2 separate regions of the Homo sapiens genome follow, and region 1 is linked to region 2. The links are chromatin contacts, found by Hi-C or POLR2A ChIA-PET in ENCODE. All regions are on one chromosome and are shown on one strand. Each heading gives the region's core, a stretch centred on a gene start or an enhancer-like site at or near the end of the contact. The rest is flanking DNA. Distances are from core to core; before and after follow the strand shown. Region 1 overlaps NFIA (nuclear factor I A). Region 2 holds the start of NFIA-AS1 (NFIA antisense RNA 1).

Region 1 (4,966 bases), core at 2,039-4,538, 120 kb before region 2:
GCCAGGCTGATCTTGGAACTCCTGACCTCAAGTGATCCGCCCACCTCAGCCTCCCAAAGTGCTGAGATTACAGGTGTGAGCCACCACGCCTGGCCAGTCATGCTACTTTATAATCTGAAGTTACCAGTTCTTTGCAGTGTTTCACATTAGGGGCATTCTCCAAAGGGAACTTTAGAGATAACAAATATGTTAAAAATATCGAATAAAGTTAGAGATGTGGGGAGACATTCCTACTCCTACAGAGAGCAACCATACCTTCCTATAGACTGTGCACTGAAGAAAGGGCGGAGGGGATGCGCCTGTTAGAGTTAGAATCTTGGCTTGATAGGCAAGGAAATTGACCCGGTGTGGTGGTTCTTATATTGGTAAGAAGACCCTTCTTTGGTTTCTTTTTTTCCAGATAGCTAAAGTCAATGTCAGTGATTGCTTCAAGCATGATAGTCTTACCAGCCTACACTCTAAGCTTTTCTTATGCTTCCAGAATGACTTACTCAGCAATCACTTCTACTTTGTATTAAAACAGTTTTGGTTATTCAGGTAGGAAGAAGAGAAAAAAACCAGGCTGTTTCCAGTTGTCTGGGGTTTACATTATGTTACCTCTCAGACTGTTAGTGAAATCAGGGAGACTAGTGGTTTTTACGGCATCAGAGATACCAAATGTACAACAGACAGATGTCATCTTACTCTTTTTAAGTCATGGACAAAAAGACAGACACATTGCCCTGTAACTTTCAGATCTTCTGTAACCTTTTTAAACAACATAGGAGAGAAGTTGGTACTTGTACCCAAGGGAAGAGAAAGTTAATGAGTAGAAAAGACAGAATTTATTTAGGAAAACGATGGAATTAAGCTCTGGACAAAACATGCATCAGTGATGCATAACATTTTTGTTAATTGGGTCTTAACAGGTTTCTGACTCATATGGTAATCATTGTAGAAGTGGGTCTTACTAGACCACGCCAGTGGCAAATTGCGAAGCTGTAAGAACTCTTACCTCCCTGTGTGTGTGCACCTGAGTGTGTGGGGGGGCGTACGTTTCTGTAGCTTAATTTAGGTTCCACATACACTTCAGTGGTTAAACCTGAGCTAGACTCAAATAGTTTGTTTCCATTAAGAAAATGAATCTTTTATGTGGACCAAGGTCAGGTTAGTTAATTTGTTTGCTTTTATTGGAATAACTTTTCCCATTCCAATTCATCACTTAATTTTAAGTGGTTCTACTAAAATACCCATTAAAGTCCTTTACATTTCTCACAGACTAGGGCTATGACAGATTCATAAGACGTTTCTTTTTTCCTCAAGGCACAAAAGGTAGCTTTTCTGGTCATCAATCTAGTCTTCCTTGTTCCTAATTTCACAACAGTGGGGCAACATTTTATATAATACCAATATGAACTCTAATTGCAAAGAGACTAAATGAAATCTTCACACGAAGCAAGATTAATTAAAATATAAAATGTGCTTGACTGTGGTAAAACATTTCTTTTAAAAAAAATAGTATGACTTTTTTTTTTTTTTTTGCTAAATCTTTCTTTTTTGTACACCTCACCCTCTTCTTCACTGATGCATTTTCCAGCAACTGGAAGTTCACTCTGGCTAGGAAAGTAACTAAATGTGATGTTATCATTCTAATTAGTGATTACAAAAGATCAATTAATGTTATAATTAAAAACAGTGTCTAGATCTGTTGTTTGTAGTGAATAAATGTGACAATTACTTTGTTCATTGACATAGATGTGTTGAATTTCCTCCCTAGATTTTAAGGGGATGCATTTTAGTGCTGATGTGTGCATTTAACTGTGGACAGTAGGAACAAGGCAAGCATATTAGGGGAAGAGTAGGGCCCCTAATGTCTAAGCTACAGACATATTTTAGCATGCTTGACACCTTTCCTTGGTATATGATGCTATATCAGCAACTTGTACTCATTGGATCTGGAGCCTCTAGCTTTTAATATTTTATCACTAAATGCTTAAGTGTTTATGTTGCAAAAAGAAAAGGAAAAAAAAAAGATTCCCACTTGGACTCTCAAACCATGTGAACAGGCTACTCTATGATAACTATGTCATTAATGATTTTGGTTTCATTTATGGCAATAATTTTTAAGTTGATCAGTCAGGATAGTAAGTATGTGATTTTTGCAGATCTGGTTGAATTTTTTTCTGATACAGACCAAGCTGTTTTTCATACATTGAAGCCTGGGAAAGCTCTGTTACTGTTAAAAGAGTAACCATATCTCTTCACTGAATTGTTGCCAAGCAGATGTAGACTTTTGGAGTGTGCCCAGAAAACCTCTACAGCTGATACTTTGGTGACTTGTTCCTACTCCTGGCTTTACTGGCACCTATTTAAATAGCAGAGGAACATAATTGTGTTTTGGTAGGTCAAAATTTTATACACTTCTGTAGAAAAAATTATATATAGGTAAGCCAATTGGTAGAAATGAAGTAAACCCAATTTGCTTGTTGAGATTAGCACTGAAGATATGCTAAGCTTTGGTTATGTCATTTGGTCAAAAAAGAATGAGGAAAATCCCTCAGAAAAGTTATCTGAGAGATCAGCACTGAACGTCAAGCCAGCCTGTCCACTCCCATTACTAAAAGAAATCTCCCCTTTTAACTTCATCCCATAAATGGATCATGCTTCCTGGATCCACCCGAGGAGGACGTGGTTTAGTTTTAGATTCTTAGATTACAGACTTCCACCATCAGTTTCAGTATTCTTTTCACGATATTAATGTTATGAAAACTGTTAGAAATGAGGAAATACCGCCATGTCAGGTTCACTCATGGATCAAGAAATGAGCATTTTCTTAAACATCAGTCCAAAACAACAAACCTCAAGTACCATAAGTTCAGATAACTTGGGAGCAGTTGAAATCCTTTAAGCCACAAAGATAGTGTCTTTTGGCATGGCTGGTGAAAGAAGGAAGCTGGTTGAATTCATTGACTAACTCTGTTGCTGGCTAAAAAGACAATTAAGGAGAAAAGGGATGGAAGAAGAAAAGAACCAAAGAAACTAAAATCTGTTTCTTTTTCAGGAGGAGTTGGAAGATGAGGAGTAACACAACACTTTAGATATACATGTTAAAAACTTATAACAAATCATAGATCATACTAAAGGATTACCGAAGTTTAGAACATGGCTGAGGGTATAGATGTCAGATTTTCTTACACAATAGTGGGTCTTTTGTTTCAGAGTTCACTCTTGGCAAGCAACTCCCTACCACTGCGTTAATTTCCTGTCGATCTTTCATTCAGCAACAGACCTAGAGATGGGGAGCAGACACTGCCCCCCCCACCCAGGCTTTTTAAGACTGTGCTTTGTGTAGATTAAAAAGACGAAGGAAAAAAGAATAAACTTTTTCCAAACAAGATGTCCATGTGCATTCTTTAAGATCCTGTGTGTGCTTAAAACGATCCTGTAAAAAAGCCCTCTCCATAATTTTGAACCTCTCCTTTTTCTAAAGACTTTTATAGGCATTTTTTTTTCTTCTTCTCAGCATGTGAACCAATGTGTAACTCAAATAGATGTTACTTTGCTGTTTACTTAGATTGTTTTAAAAGGCTAGCTGTGTGGAGGAATGAGGAAGGAAGGGAGGCGGGAGTGGCTGGAGTTTTTTTTTTTCTCTGTTGACCTAATGAATGCAGTTCTTAAAAAATAATAAATATTTATATGTGGTCTTAATTTTTAATGAGTCTCATAAACTGGCTGGTATAGAAAAGTGTATGAAAAGCCATATATATTAAACTATAGTTATTATAAATACATGCATATGTACACTAGAATGTTTTATGAGGAAGGGAACTTACTAGTCTTGTTCACTCTTTGTTTTCCCAGTGTCTAGAACAGTGCCTGACATACAACTGGTACTCAGTAAATATTTGTTGAGTGAACAAAATGAATGTAAATTGACAGCATTGCCTAGTGGGGGTACCATTAGACTAGAATTCAGAAAACTTGGAGTCTGGTTCCATCACTGCCATTAATCAAGAATATATTGTTGCTGAAATCACATAACTTCTTTGCTCCTCTGTTTTTTATAAAAAACTGGGACTAGCCCAGCTATTCAGGAGTCTGTGGTGGAAGGATGACTTGAGCCCAGGAGTTTGAGGCTGTAGTGGGCTACGATTGTGCCTGTGAATAGCCACTGCACTCCAGCCTGGGCAACATAGTGAGACCCTGTCTCTTAAAGGAATAATAGGGGCTGGGTGCGGTGGCTCACACCTGTAATCCTAGCACTTTGGGAGGCTGAGGGGGTGGATCCAGACCAGCCTGGCCAACATGGTGAAACCCCATCTCTCTAACTAAAAATACAAAAATTAGCCGGGCGTGGTGGTGCATGCCTGTAATCCCAGCTACTCAGGAGGCTGAGGCAGGAGAATCGCTTGAATCCAGGAGGCAGAGGTTACAGTGAGCACTCCAGCCTGGGTGACGGTGCAAGACTCTGTCTCAAAAACAAAAAACAAAAAGAGGAATAATAGTATCTGCTCTCCTTGCCTTTTGTGGGTTTTTTTGATGATTAAATGATATCTGAGGGATACAAAAATGCTTTGGAAACTACAGGGTGCTTTACAGACTGTGTGTGTGAGTGTGTGTGTGTGTGTGTGTGTGTGTGTGTGTGTGTGTGTGTACAGAAAATCCTTTATCTCTTTGCTTCTCAATTTCTTTTCTTAGGAAAATCAGATTATTTAAATCCCATTATGCACAGCTCTCCTCTGTTCTTACTAAGCCTCTGTATTCCATTACCTCCAGTAAATCAGTAAAAGGTGGTGAGTCAGGCTGTAGTGGAAAGCGGGGTCTGCTGTTTTCTCATGTCCATGTTACTCTGTGGGACTCAGAAATCTTGCTTACATGTCTCATGAACTTTCTTACCTGTTTGAACTATACAGGCTATAACATATGACTTAGAGTCTTTTAGTTATGACCACTCTTAAGATTGATGACTAAGTTGAAGTATTTATTA
Region 2 (4,495 bases), core at 1,556-4,055:
AACATGACATTGAAAAAGATACTATAAAAATATTTATTAAAATCATAGCTCGAGTTTTTTCTTAGAAGTAAGAAATTATGTTTAATATCAAGGACTTTACTACAGGATAACATGATTGTGTTTCACATAGAAAAACTTTGTTGAAAAATCAGTGTGGAGTTGAGTTCATCTGGGCCCTAGCTGAAACTAATTTTACTTTTGGATATTCCATAAACTGCATACATCTCTTTCTTACTGTTTTGTTTTTCTATGTATGAGAAATCCATAGACACAGAAAAAAGATGGAGAGCCTTCATTTCTCTTATTTTCACTTTTGTCCCATCCCTCTGTGCTTGTTCTTTGTTTAAATAAACTTTTGTTGTATGTCTTTCACACATCATCACTCTCTGCTTCAAAGGCTTCTTTTAATAACTTAGCCCTGGCTCACTTTTCTTTTGCATATGAAATTGATTTAACTAAAGTGTATGTGTGTGTTTGTGTGCGCATATGCCTACATACACATGCATCCGTACAAATAAAAATTTCACTGGAAAGGGAACTCCGTGATCTCTTTACTACGTACATACACACACCTTGTCGAAGTGGGAAAACTTAAGTTTGGAGTTAATTTGGTTTTGAGTTCCAGCTTTTTCTCTTAGTGCTGTCTGTTTCCTCACCCTGAAATGAAGATGGTAATGTTTACTTTGCAAAAGTTGCTGGGAAAGTTATGTATATATAAATCACTTTATTTTTATTGCTAGACATTCAATAAATGCTAGCTGTTACTGTGACCATCATTATTGTCATATATGTAACACAATTATGTCATACATTTATTTTGAAGCTGATAATAAGTAAACTGATAAAAAGCAGAAGGTTGAGATTAAGGCTTCTTATTGCTAAAAGATTGATCTTAAGTACAATCACGTGAAAACTGATAGTTACATAACCTGAAAAATCATAAAATACTGAAAAATTATGACTGTTATGTGATTGTTTTCAGTTGTCAGACTACGTGATGTTAAAATGGCAGTTGATTTTTTGTATTAACACAGTGCCTCTAATTTTAAAAACTGCTTCAGCAATCATGTATTTAATGAAAACAGAAGTAACGATACAAAATAACAAAAATATAAATAGAGTTCAGAATTTGAAAATACTGTATTAGGAGGTAAGCTGACTATTTTTCGTGTTCTTTAAATATATTTAGATCAACTTGAATATTAAGCCTCCTACAGCAGGTAGATAGAGGTATCAATTCAGTTACCATTTAAAATACAGTAACTCCAATGAGGAGTTTCTTATAATTATTTCTAATTACTTTTTGATATTAGAAATTAGAGCTATACCAGAATGCTGGGAAAGATGTCTTTTTCAACATTGTATCACAGCATCAAGCATTATGCATCAAACATCAATTCCTACTCACAATATCCATTCAATGTATATTTGGATTATATTTTCTTTGGATAGACCCTCATAGTAGAAACTCTGTATTAACCAGCTTGCAAGATGAACCAAGACTTTTTGTTTTCTTTGTAATATACTGATTCCTTTGGCATGTTGAATTTTCATGGCCAACAGTTACCTACTACCACATCCTAGCACTATTGTTTTTACCAGTTGTGTGCTTACCACGTCAGTTGTGTTATTCCGGACCTGTTTATACTAGTCTTATTTGTATCACCATTGTGTAATTTAATTAAATTTATGTGAACCAATGGCATGCAAGTTCAAAATGGAAAAGTTTTATTTCTATGAAACTAACCCAGTGCCTTGGAAAGAATCAGTAAAGGCAAGCTACAAAAATTTCTGTCAGATTACATGTCAGTGAGATAACTACAGAAGATGAGAGAAGGTTGTAAAAATAAGAGTTTTGTTAGATTATTTTAGAAATATCTTTAAATTCTCCCACTACTTAAAGTAAATGGAACTGGAAATCTTTTATGATGCATTATAGATACGCATTATATAAGAAAGATGCTGTGGAGCTCCAATTATTAACAGACATTATTAAATTTAAATTTTTGCCTCTGCATAAAAAGATTGGCCAAAGAATGTACATACACATGCTCAAAGTTAAAATGTTTAAGGTGCATATGTCTCATTAATGAGTATCTTCTTCATCCATTTTTTCAAATTAACCAATCAACAACTGGCCCTAACAGTACTGGATAAGGTAACTTCTATTCTATTTTGTATTCCTACTCTTTACAGAGTTTTAGAGATGTTTTGTTTCCTACCTACCAAGGGAAAAAAAGGGAATTGGCAGATAGAGTTTATATCTTGGGATGAGATGTGTAAAGGGCCAGGACCTGAAATTACGTGAAGGTTGATATTCTGGGATTGGTAGTTTTGAAGTTCCATAAAGAAGTTCAGTCCAGCCATGTTCCAAATGCTCTGAGTATAGGCACTGGCTGGTAAGCTTAGTGGAGTGTTATACAACATGGAAGTCTAACTGGCAGTTCAATGTCCCAAAAGTTGGACAGAACCAAGAAATAGAGAACATAAGCAGATGACAGTAATCCAGGCAGAAGGTTAGTGTCAGAGAAGTCTGTCAGTGGGTCATAGGGCTCCACGTGCTAGCCTGGGTTTCCGTGCCAGAATTTTGTTCTTGGGAGGCAGGTAGGGAAAAGCAAGTCAACATCTCCAGTTCCAGATGAGCTAGGGCACTTGACCAAATACAGGTACAGAAGTTAGTCCTTGAGGTAGAGCTTACCTGTTGGAGAACATGGCAGAAATCATTGTACCAAAATTGGAGCACAGGTCAGAGGCTAAAGCATGGCTTACTGCTGTGGCTCATGGTGAACTTGAGCTTCTCATGGCCCCTCCTATCTCCTGAGGATGGCTGAGCTCACAGATGGGGACTGTTATGTAATCAGAGGTCAAGTGGTTTAGCTGGGGTGGCAGAGAGCCAGGTGAAGACTGAAAGTGTTCAAATAAGGAAGAGAACAGAATTGCTTTATGTCTGCCTTCATGAAGACAAACCCTAATAGCCAAAGGACTGAAAGTTTGCCCAAAGAGACCTCAATTTTTGAAAGGAAAATGCATCTTCTCCTTATGTTAGAATGACCACGTCTAAATAAAATAAACTCTTTTGCCTTTTGTTGTTACTTGTCTTGGTATCTACCATTGTTTGACACTAAAAAAAAATAAAGCAGTGACTAATTATTGGCTAATTTAATCTGTCATGATGGCATTTGTAATTCAGGTACATCCTTCATTAAAGCAAGTATAGGCATTATTATTTTTAAAACTTTTTTTTTCTATTTGGATTTCTTCTATTTTGTTTGATTATTTATTTTGTTGTTACTGGTGGTGGTGGTGTTTTACAGTGAGACATACTGGTTAGCTCAGCTAAGGTGTTTGAGTAAGACTTCATAAACATAAAGTACTTTGTGTGGGTTTGTTTTGTGTGTTCCATCTTACGTCATTTGTGGCACTGAAAATGAGATTGCAATTCCCAGAGTACTGGGATAGTTCATTCAGAGGTTAGCCCACCTAAGTTTATAGCAGTTGTCTGTAATAGAATTGTAACTAATTTCCACTGTTGTTTTTGGAGAAAACTGTAGACTATAATTATGTGTTAGCACTTTTTAAACAGCTCCCTGCATTGTCATATCATTTTAAATGGGCTCTGTTTTAAAATGACCTTTCATGTTTTGATTGCAAAAATATAGCTTACACAGGTCTGTAGTTAGCAAAATACAAGGATCCAGTAAATGATAGAGCATTGACACAACTCTAGAAGCATGTGTTAAACATCACTGGCACTGCCCTAGGTTTAAAGGGGAAGAAATAGGGAAGTAGAAATTCACTGTTCTTCAACACTCCTTCTGTTGGATAGGCAAGATTAGTACATAGAACAGTTATGGAGCCATGTGAAAAAAAATAGTAGTTATACAAATGTAAAATGCTACACATGAAGTATATTGCATTACCTTTTTGTGGCCTATGGAAAGAAGTCTCAGAGCACAGTAAGATTCAAGTACCATCTCCCAGAATTGGGGTCAGCAACACCATTTTATATTTTGGCAAATGCTACCCACTGTCTCCCAAACGGCAGATATCTGCATATAGTTAGTCATGTGGACACACCCTTCCTCTGCTACATTGCATTGCCATATTAGTAGTAGAATTTTAGTGTTGATTTAAAAGACAGTCTGCCTTAAAGCAGATTGCATAGTTTGCACACTGTGAATTGTAATTAAAGTGTAAGGGGGGCTTATTATGTCAACAACTGGCATGAGAACCCCCGAGCAGCAGGTGACCCTGACCATGTGACGTTTGTGACAGCTAGGATCCCCTTTTCACTGGCTTAGCGATCTGAAAGTCCAAATTGAAAGAAGCCCAGAGGCTGTATATTTCATTAGATCCCAGGGGAAGTACAGGATACAGCTTCCTTCTGTTTTCCTGGGAGGTCGCCAGAAAGTTTGTAGAGCTCTGTTTCTGTCAGAGACTCAAAAGAGAAAAGAAAAAGCACACACAAAACAAAACAAAACACCATACACACCAC

The links. Hi-C counts contacts between places; a loop is a spot of excess contacts on that map. ChIA-PET counts read pairs that join two places held with the same protein, here RNA polymerase II (POLR2A). Pooled maps may share reads with other maps.
Region 1: a map of cardiac septum shows a loop between it and region 2 (2.1-fold over the local background). The contact joins the enhancer-like site here to the promoter of NFIA-AS1 in region 2. A Hi-C loop is called at or near these places in 2 of 168 maps with a recorded cell type or tissue (cardiac septum and gastrocnemius medialis) and 1 of 50 pooled maps. POLR2A ChIA-PET finds 5 or more read pairs at or near these places in 4 of 52 experiments (HEK293, MCF 10A, PC-3 and 1 more).

What each region holds. Positions count from the first base shown.
Region 1 is chr1:61,129,655-61,134,620 of GRCh38, forward strand. All of the region lies in intron 2 of NFIA (nuclear factor I A), which reads left to right. Among named protein-coding and RNA genes, the nearest start is that of NFIA, 50 kb to the left of the region's middle. Within about 2 kb of position 3,289, at least 5 of the 41 ENCODE cell types and tissues checked have a DNase peak (open chromatin) inside an H3K27ac peak, as active enhancers do; they include PC-9, where a contact is called at or near this core.
Region 2 is chr1:61,250,713-61,255,207 of GRCh38, forward strand. NFIA-AS1 (NFIA antisense RNA 1) reads right to left here and starts at 2,806. Exons shown (of 4, transcript NR_104180.1): 1 at 2,699-2,806; 2 at 573-657. All of the region lies in intron 2 of NFIA (nuclear factor I A), which reads left to right. RefSeq lists an enhancer at 1-6.